Regions from separate parts of the Homo sapiens genome. Here region 2 is linked to region 1. Evidence: chromatin contacts called from ENCODE Hi-C or POLR2A ChIA-PET data. All regions are on one chromosome and are shown on one strand. Each heading gives the region's core, a stretch centred on a gene start or an enhancer-like site at or near the end of the contact. The rest is flanking DNA. Distances are from core to core; before and after follow the strand shown.

Region 1 (4,548 bases), core at 1,564-4,063:
TGCTTCCGACAGATGATGAACTAGTGTCCAGGGCAGAAGGAGGAAATCTGCTTTTCTTCTCTGTAGGTGAAAGAGAAGCCTATGGACAGTATTTCTATTTCAGTTCTGAAATGGGCATTTCTAAAGGGAAAATATAGCAGCAAAGGAAATCCGGGCTCCAGTTCTAGCTCTGCTACAAACTCACTCCTGCACAAATGGCTTCAACACTTTGAGCCTAGGTTTTTCTGTAAGTAAAATTAAGTGATTCTAACCCTCTATATCATCACTTCTGCCTCTCAGTCTCCACCCTCCCATGAGAAGCACAGGTTGCACTAACCCACATCTGACCTCGGCAATTATTCCCGAAACCCCATCAGATGCCACTGTGAGAGTGTCCCCCTGAGGCCCTCTCACTGAAAGTTCCTCATTTGAAACGTGCAGTGGCCTCCTGCTTGTCCCATCATGAGTAGCCTGAGCTACGGGGCCTCAGAAGACCCTCCCCTTGGTTGCTAAGAACGAAGCTGTCGTTATTTTCAGGAATAGAGGGAAACTGTCCCCACTGAGGCACTTGGATGGTGTTAGAAGGACTACCTTCAGAGTCCCTAGAAAAGAAACTCTAAAACTGGGCTCCAGTGGAGCCAGCGCTAATGAATGACTAGGGTTACAATGCCCTCTAGAGACTTACTCGGGAGTGTTGACCCAAATGATGTCCAGGTGGCAGAAGTAGACACACTCTTTATCCATCAGGGACGAGCAGGAGCAGCGCTTGGACCGGCGGAGCCGCCAGGGTGGACTGGGAGTGGGTTTCTCCCCGCCGTTCTCACCCACCGCGCTGAGCTCAGCGCCTAAGACTGCTGGGGAGAGAAAGAGCAGGTCAGTGGGGGATGTCTCCTCAAACGCCGAGAGACATGCTGGATCACAGTAGAGTCAGAGCTAGCAGAGCAGATAAAAGCAGATGAAGCACACAGCCTGCCATCAGCAAGAAACACAGAAAAAAGGGCTCTTTATTTTTTTCCCTCCTTAACATGAGTTCACCTTTTGCCTCCCCCTCATGCCCTTGGCTTATCCACCTTCAGGGAGATTACACAAATGCAGAGGAGATAAACACCTGAAAAGGGACTTCCCCCACCCCTCTTGAAGCAGGCTCAGGGAAATGCTGTGGAATGCTGCCTGTTGAAAATCCGGCTGGCTTCTACAAGGAACTTGGTAGGACAGCACTATCCACTGAAGCTTACTTAACATTGGCACATGACTAAAGACAAGAAATCACAGTTATTCCTAGCTTTGGGGCCACTTCCCCATTCAGGATGACCCTCTCTTTAGGGGGTACCCATCCACTTCACATGCTGTGTAGGGCACAGGGTACCCCAGATGATGTATATCTTTCAAAATTAGGTGGGGAAAATGATTGGAGAGAGAAATTAACTATTCAATATTCAATTCAGGAGGGTAACTCCATAGAAACCAGTGACCTAAGGTGGGGCTGAGAAGCAGGTCAGGGGACTGAAGGTAGGCTGGGGGGATTTTGAATTCCGAATCCCTGGGCATCAGGCTTGTGTGGGATCCACTGCCTCCCCCTTCTCCACTACTGCCTTGCCTCTTCCTCCTAACAATTTAGCCATGCAGCTTATCTGCCCAATTTTGTACATTTCAAATGATCAGACACATTCCAGGATTTTCATTCCCTTGACATCCTTTCTCTTTAGTCAGGGTCACGAAAAGACAAAAAAAGTGCACTGACCCTAAAAACGGGGGGGACCCGGGCAGATGCACACGCACTGCCTAAATCCTTCGGCAGCCAAGAATTATCCTAGCTCCCCTCCCAGCACAGGTGAATAAAGCTGAAAAGAGAGCTCACACTGTTTTGGGTGCCAAAAACCTGCCAAAAGAAACCTAAAGTCAATGATGACAAATTTTAAAGAAAACATCTGCTTCACCCAGAAACCGCCTGCGGGGGGTGGTGGCGGGGGGGGGGGGAGGCGGTAGTTAGTCAACAGACTTTTGCTCTGCAGGTGATTTTACTGAACATACATTGCTTGAACGACTGGATACAATTCCTTGGCTTCAAGCTGGAATGCTTAAATATTTTACACGTTAACACACTATTAAAATAGTGTTTAAATAAGATTTAAGTTCCTATATGGCCTGTGTACCTGTATAAACACATATATTACAAACATACATTTGACTAAATTGTATATGTCCATACTCTTCTCATTTTTTAAAAGCCAAGGAAACACATAATGGAATAATAATAATAAAACGATAAGTTATTTTAATGTCATGTTATAGTCAATTGCACCTAATTGTATTCAATAGAGGAATTTTACATTTTACACTAGAAGACTTAAAGTAGCTTTCAGCAATAATTCTCAGACACTTGCTCTCTAAGCTGCAGTCATAAAAAGAACGGGGAAAAATAGAAGCAAGAAAAGCATGAAGGTGGATAAGAACACACTAACTTGTAATTCCGAGACTTACAAGTCAACGAGCGTGCCTACCTGTTTCTGGAGCTCCTTGGCAAGCCACAAACAGCAGAGAGAAAATCATGAGCAAATAATCCATTCTGAAAAAAAGGGATCAAAAACCTCCCGTTCAAACTGAACCCAAAGGAAAACGAAGAAAAACAGCTTCAGGTCCCTCAAAGCGCTGCGGGTTCCTCAGATCTCAAAGCGATCCTTCAGCCCAAGTGCCCTTTTAACGGGGAGAAAAGGCAGCGCCTGCCAGGAGAGAAGGCAGCGAGCGGAGCGTCTGCAGGCGCACGCGGCGGTGGAGAGCTGGGACTGCAGGAGGCGCAGGACCCGTTCGCCTGGCGCAGATGCAGAGGCGCGTCTGACTTGGACAGCTCTCTGCCGGCTTTTTATATTGAACCCCTATTAGAGTGGGGGTAAACAGCTCCGACTTTATTCCAGCCCCAGACAATGTTATTGTGTTATTAGTCACCAACAGGCAACGTGCAGCCGGAGATAAGGCCAGGCCCGAAAGGAAATCACTGCTAACTTCAGAGGCAGACGCCCGCCGTCTGACAATTCGGGGGCAGGGCTAAGAAAAAGAAAATACCCATTAGAGACCTTTGCTAAACCTGCCCGTGCAGTGCTGGAGTCCGCTTCCCCTTTGCAAGCTGCCAGCCCCGGAGTTCAAGAATCAGAAGAGGGGACTCCAGAAAAAAAGTCATACCATTGGTATGAAAAGTATGAGCCACAGTTTAAATAGATTGTATTGTTGTGTGCGGGGAATTTTTTTTAATTGTTGCTCGCTTCATTTTCCTTTTATGTCTCTCCGATTCTAGTCTCAGTCAAACAAGGGAATGCTCTCCCTCGTCACTGCCCCACTACTGGGGGTCAGACTATTTTGGCAGATCAACGTACTTTTCTCTTCAAGCCCCTTCCTGCGGGTCTTTTTTGCTGAAGTTCTTTGCATCTATCGGAGAAAGATCCGTGAGGGATTGGCAAGAAAGGGAGCTTAAAAATAACATCAGAGCTCGTTTAGGCACATGCCCAGTCTTTTCCCTATCACTGATGAGAAGCCCCGATAAGTTCTTTTGTGTGTCCACACTTCCCCTGCGGAGGAGGCTGATAAACTGATTGAAAAGCAAAGGTGTTTTTCACACAGAACTTAAATCTTAAGATTGGTCGGTGCCACCAATCTTAAGACATGGCGGGAGAAGAACACCAGGGGGAGATGAAGAGCTACAGGGGCTGATGTTTTACTAGGACAAAAAGGAAAACCCTTCTAAATGGCAGAAAAAAACGCAACCTGGCTTGGGGGCCGAGGAGGGTCAAGGAATGTTGCCTAACATAGGAAGGAGGAATGCACCTCAGAATATTCTATTTATTCCCCGCACAAGCAGGGACATATTTTCTGGGACTCTTTTTTTTGGGGGGGTGTCTTCATTTAGGGCAAAAAGGTGTTCTTGTACAAGGTTAAGTGAATATGCAAGGAAGGTGGTGCTGAGAAGGAAATGCCATTCGAACAAGGAATCAGATAATACTTCACATTTAATAATGTGTTTACATTTTCAAAACAATTTCCTGTCTATCTAACCTTGAAATCCCCCCCTGAAGTACACACAGGGCAGTTACTGTACAGGTGACATCATGCCTTAATAAAGAAAGCAAAAGGTGCATGGAACACATTGGCTTTTTCCGCTAGTCCCATTTTTCAGGTTAGACAACTGAGCACCCAGAATTTTTGTTTGTTCTCCACCAAAGCGCTCACAGTGGCCCAGTAAGACCTATGGGATAAATTTAGAGTCTCTTCCCAGGGGATGCCATCAAATACACACTTTGTCCATCTCCTCTTTTTGTTTTACTCCAGTTTTTCTGGGGATGGAGGGTGGAATTCAAGCACGGATGAATTTCCAAGACTGGCACAACACACATGCTGGGAAACCTTTTTTCCCTCCTCCTTCTAAAATCAAAAGGACAGTTTTTATCCCAACAGCAAAGCCGTGGGTTTGGACAGACTCAGATCCCCAGACCTCCCTCGAAGTCACAGCTGGGGGAACAGGGACAGTGGCAGCGACAGGTCCATAATGACATGCATCCTCTAAAAGAGCCACTGAAGCAA
Region 2 (4,862 bases), core at 1,229-3,728, 1.2 Mb before region 1:
CAGGGCAAGGCAGTGTGCCAGGTGCCAAGGATATGGCGGAAAACCAGACAGACGCAGAGTCCCCATGGCTCCAGAGGTGCGGGGCCAGCCTTGGCCAGTCCTCCTCAGTGCCCCCTCGAGGGCCTGGGAAGGGTGCAGGGTGGTGGAGGTGGGGGCAAGCTGGGAGAAGTAAAGGCTGCGGTAAGTGGCGACGGCAACAGGAGCCGAAGCAAGAGGCGGGCGTGGCATGTGGCCAGGGCGACGTATCCGTCTCGAAACTAGACACGAGACGCACGTGCCGCAGCGGCCTCGGAGACCCCCTGCCCCGCTGCGGCCGTACACACCACAGCGTCTACGCGGGGGCGGGCATGGGCCTAGGGGCGGGGGAGGTGGGAGGCAGATGGGAGCCCGCCAAGACTGGACTGTCTTGGAAGAAGGCGGCTGAACCGTGCGTGCGCGGCCGGAGCGGGGGCGCGCGATTGGAGCAGGCTAGCTTGGAAGGAGACCGTAGAAGTCTGCGGTTCCGTGCCCAGACTCTGGGGCCTGGATTCCAATCGCAGGCCTGTTGCTTATATATGTCACCTTGCGCAAGTCCCTTAGCCTTCATTGCGGCTCATTCACATCACTGGTAAAATGGGTTTACAATAACCTTAGGTTGCTGCGAGGACTAAAAGGGACAATACCTGGAAAGGCGTTAGTATGATGCTCAGCACGCAAGAAACGCTCCGGGAGCCGAGGTTATTATTATCGGCTGTTCGCACCTCGCCGGGTCCCCTCACCTACCCCAGGCCAAGGCGCCCACTGCTCTCTTCCAAGGGACAGGCGACTAACCTATTAGGGCGCGTCCTGCCTAGATAGATGTATTTGCTTGGTTGGGGCGGGGTTTGGAGTGAAGCAGGGAAGAGAAGGAGATGGTGAGGGCAAAGAAAGGGAAGAAGCGGAGGGGCAGGAGGCGGGCGAGGCGGCCTGGGCGGGGCCGGGGAGGAGCCGGGCTGGGCTCCCGGGGCCCGGGCGCAGCGCGCACCCGGAGCTGGCGGCGGCGGGGGCGGGGGCGGCGCGCGGCGGCCAATGGCGCGCGGCGCTGCAGCGAGGGCGGTGCAGGAACACCGGCCGCTGACAGCCAAACTCGCCAACTCCGCCCTCGTCCCCGCGGGATCCCAGAGCCTGAGCCGGCCTGGGGCCGAGGCCGCCCGAGCCGCGAGGCGAGCGAACATGGCAGCAGAATGAGGAGGCTGGCGCCGGGTCGTGGCCGCCGCTGCCGCGCTGCAGCTCGGGATCCCAGTCCGGCGCGCTCCGGGCCGCATCCTTAGCCGGCCTCCTGGCGGCCGCGGGATTATTTCATTCCCAACGGAGAGCTAGGAAGAAAGGAGACTCCCCCGCGGAGCGGTTCCGTGCTCTGGCAGGGTGTAGACGTTTGTCTGTGCGATTCGCCGGCTGCGCAAACGACGCGGGAGAGAGCCGGTCCCGGGCTGCGGCGGCGCGGCCGCGGGGATGAGCCGGCCATGGAGCGGCCTTGGCGGGGCGCACGCAGCGGACTGGCGCTGCCGCGGGAGCGCAGCCTGAGCCGGGGCTCCAGGGGGCTTCGAAGCCTCCGGCGCCCTGGGGGGGTCCCTGCCGCCGACTCCGGGAAGGACGCGAGCCCCGCGTGGCGGACACTGCCGCAGTCACCGTTCTGAGGCGCCCCGAGCTTGCTCCGCCTGCAGCTCGGTGCGCTCTGGGCACCCGGGCGCCTTGCCCGGTGCACGGCGGCTGGCGCACCGCGGCTAGATTGGCTACAGGAGCGGGGTGCAGGACTGGCTAGAGGTGGGTGTGTGCGCGCGTTGGACTGGAGATCCGAGCAGAAGCAGAACCAGGCGGCTCTGAGCAGCCATGCTTCCCGGGGTGGGCGTGTTCGGCACCAGCCTCACGGCCCGTGTCATCATCCCGCTGCTGAAAGACGAGGGCTTCGCGGTGAAGGCGCTGTGGGGCCGCACGCAGGAAGAAGCGGAGGAGCTGGCCAAGGAGATGAGTGTCCCCTTCTACACTAGCCGCATTGATGAGGTGCTGCTGCATCAGGACGTGGACTTGGTGTGCATTAACCTGCCGCCGCCCCTCACCAGACAGATCGCTGTCAAAACCCTAGGTGAGCGACCCCTACCCCGCATCCTCCGTCCCACCCCCGCCCTTTAACCTTCTCTAGGTTCCTTCCCCCCTGCCTTTCCCTCTCCGCATCCCAGAAGCTTACCCTGCATCTACGCTGCCCCGGGGATCTGAGATCCCAGATCCGACTCAGAGCTCCCTCCTTCCTCGTCCCCGGCCTTCCCCACCTTTGCGCTTCCCTCCTGCCTCCTGGCACCACTTGGACGCGCTTCCCCACGTGTGTAGATTGCAGGCTGGAGAAGGCGTGTGTTCCGGGGATCCGAACTAGGAAGATCAGATGCCGATAATAGGGGATAGGGTGCTCCGCGAGAAGAGGAAAGTTACTCCTCAGCTGTGTGTGTAGTGTCCAAGTGTGTGTGTGTGGGGGGGGGGGATGGGGGGGTGGAGGAGGGTTGTGCGCGCGCGCGCCTGGGAGAGGCGAGTGCGCGCCCAGAAACGCCTGAATAAAAGGCCGCACACGTGTGTCGGGTTTTCTTGGGTGCGATAGAGGACCTGCCCTTCAGCAGCGGTGGCGCCCTGCTAGGGTCGTTTGTTTCTTTCTGCTGTGAGTTAGTTTAGCGTGAGATTGCAGATGTTACCATCGGCTGGAATTATTTCGTCTGCGCTGGAGGCAAGGACGGTGGGAGTGGTTGGATGGGGGTGATGATGTATTAGAATGTTTTCAGAGGCGTCATAGGTTAGTAAAGACTGATTTGGTAAAACCAGGGGGTTTTAACTTTTGACTGCAGCCTCCCGGGAAATGTCTTCTGCCCCAATTTGGAGTAATAGATTTTAAATTTTTAGGAGGATGGGCGCAGTAGCTCCAGAGGCATGGATGCTTTGCATGAGAAAAGGCCCTCCCTAATCGCCTTCAGGAATAGTTTCGGAAGGCACAGTGTTGACCCGTGGGCTGGAGATGAGTTCAGGGTGCCTCACCATCTGGTCCCTGCTCCCCTCAACTCCCAGGCAGTCTGAACAATCTCTGAGGACAGAGTAGCAGCCTCTCAGCCTATGCTCAGGGGAAAGAGAAGGGCATGTTTTGTTCATCATCAGTTCTTGCACGTAACCTAAAACAATCCCAGGAAGGTTGCTTGATCTTACAATTCCAAGAAAATGAGCAGCTCACCTTTGAAAGCTGAAGTTTCTATTGGTGAGGAAAAACACAAAGCTTATAACAAGAACAAAGCTTATAACCAGATGAAGCGAATAGTAGAACAGATTAGAAGGGAGGAGCTGCGAAGGAACAGAGACAACATCCAGAAACCAGCCGGAAGTTATGTAGTCTTGGAAAGACTGTTTTATTTGTTAAAAATAGGTATGGATTCAGGGTAGGTGAAATATACGTGTGTTTTAATTCTGTCTTCGAAGAGCTATGAACAGAATGTAAAACTCTTTCTCCATAGAAAGGCATTTTCATCAGGCCATTTGGCTATTGACTCAGATGCAACATCTGATAGAATTCCTAAGGAGGCTGCCCACATTGTCAGTTTTAATTGTCAGTTAATTTTATTAAGTGTCTGCCCTTTGTGGCCTGTTTCTTTGGCCTTGAACTGAATGCCATTGAACTGAATGCTAATATTTATTTTCTGTTTAATGGAACATGTATGTTGGGTGGATAACTCCCTTGTTTACATTGGCTCTTTGCATATCAAATATCTTATAACGATCTTATGGTATAATTCTATTAGTGCAATTTGTACAAAACTGGTCCCTGATGAGCCCTGCGTATACTGGAGAGCTTAGGACTGGTCATATCTGAAAGACCATGTTGTTAACATCGTTTCTCCACCATAAAGATGGCAGTTCCTGTCCTGGGTTCAGACCCACAGAGCAAACCTAGAGCAGGAGGGTGGCAATTTGGGGAACAAGGATGACCTTGTTTTCTGGCTGTCTCTGGGACCATGGCCATGAAAGTGTCTGGGGGCTCTGGTTTCAAGAGATGTGACACAAATTAGACATTTCTGGATACTTCTTCTGTTCTTATTTTTCAAATATCCCTGTGACTTTAATTAACAAGACATGTCTGTTACCTCTTCAAAACCAGCGATAAGAGGCATAATAGACCTAGTTTAGTAATGGTGATGACAGAATAGGGTTTTGTTCATGTTTTTAGGGTAGGTTTTGAGCTTCTTTCTTCTTTCTTTTTTTAACTCCTTCTTTTGCAGGGTGCCCCTGCGAGTGCACAGTGGGGTGGTCGTCTTGGTTTGCTTTACAGTCACTGTTGAAGGTTCAACACATAGAACGTAGGAAGTGAAAAACCCCAAACAGTTATCAGGCTGATCTGGCTGTTGGGAGTGTATAGATACGAGTGTTTGCCTGGAATTGAAACTAGCTACTTTGACTCATCCTGGTAAATTGTCCTTTTAGCAAAGGCCTGGACTTTGAATTGCTTGCCCAGTGAGGGTGACAGGTCTGTAGCCTTCGATCCACACTCATAACTGGTCACAGGCCTGTCAAAGTAAGGGGCTAGGGACCCTACTTTGTAGGGACCCTACAAAGTGTGGTCTAGGGACCACAGTGAAATGAAACTTCAGATCAATTGAATCACACACATCCTCCTTTAATTTTTAAAAATTTCCTCAAAATCCCTACCTTTGTGAATGAGGCATTCCTCTGTTGTAGAGGCATTTCTACCAAGTGTACTTTCTACACTGTCCAAGGCTGCCTCTTATTAAGTACATACTGTATGCCAGGCAGCATGGTAAGTGCTGTGTATAAAGCATTTCATTTCATGACTAAAATAATCCTCTAAGATAGATATTAGC

Evidence for each region. A loop is a pair of places that touch in the nucleus more often than their neighbours do. ChIA-PET counts read pairs that join two places held with the same protein, here RNA polymerase II (POLR2A).
Region 2: a map of heart left ventricle shows a loop between it and region 1 (6-fold over the local background). The contact joins the promoter of GFOD1-AS1 here to the promoter of EDN1 in region 1. A Hi-C loop is called at or near these places in 1 of 168 maps with a recorded cell type or tissue (heart left ventricle). POLR2A ChIA-PET finds 5 or more read pairs at or near these places in 1 of 52 experiments (PC-3).

Annotation. Positions count from the first base shown.
Region 1 is chr6:12,288,626-12,293,173 of GRCh38, reverse strand. EDN1 (endothelin 1) reads right to left here and starts at 2,813. Exons shown (of 5, transcript NM_001955.5): 1 at 2,481-2,813; 2 at 665-833. The coding sequence starts at 2,544. RefSeq lists enhancers at 2,881-2,950, 2,961-3,060, 4,204-4,548.
Region 2 is chr6:13,483,877-13,488,738 of GRCh38, reverse strand. GFOD1-AS1 (GFOD1 antisense RNA 1) reads right to left here and starts at 2,478. Exons shown (of 2, transcript NR_046709.1): 1 at 2,286-2,478; 2 at 1,968-2,058. GFOD1 (Gfo/Idh/MocA-like oxidoreductase domain containing 1) reads left to right here and starts at 1,139. Exons shown (of 2, transcript NM_018988.4): 1 at 1,139-2,101. The coding sequence starts at 1,849. RefSeq lists enhancers at 88-217, 1,778-1,887, 4,523-4,592 and silencers at 278-387, 768-1,147, 1,168-1,647, 1,788-1,951.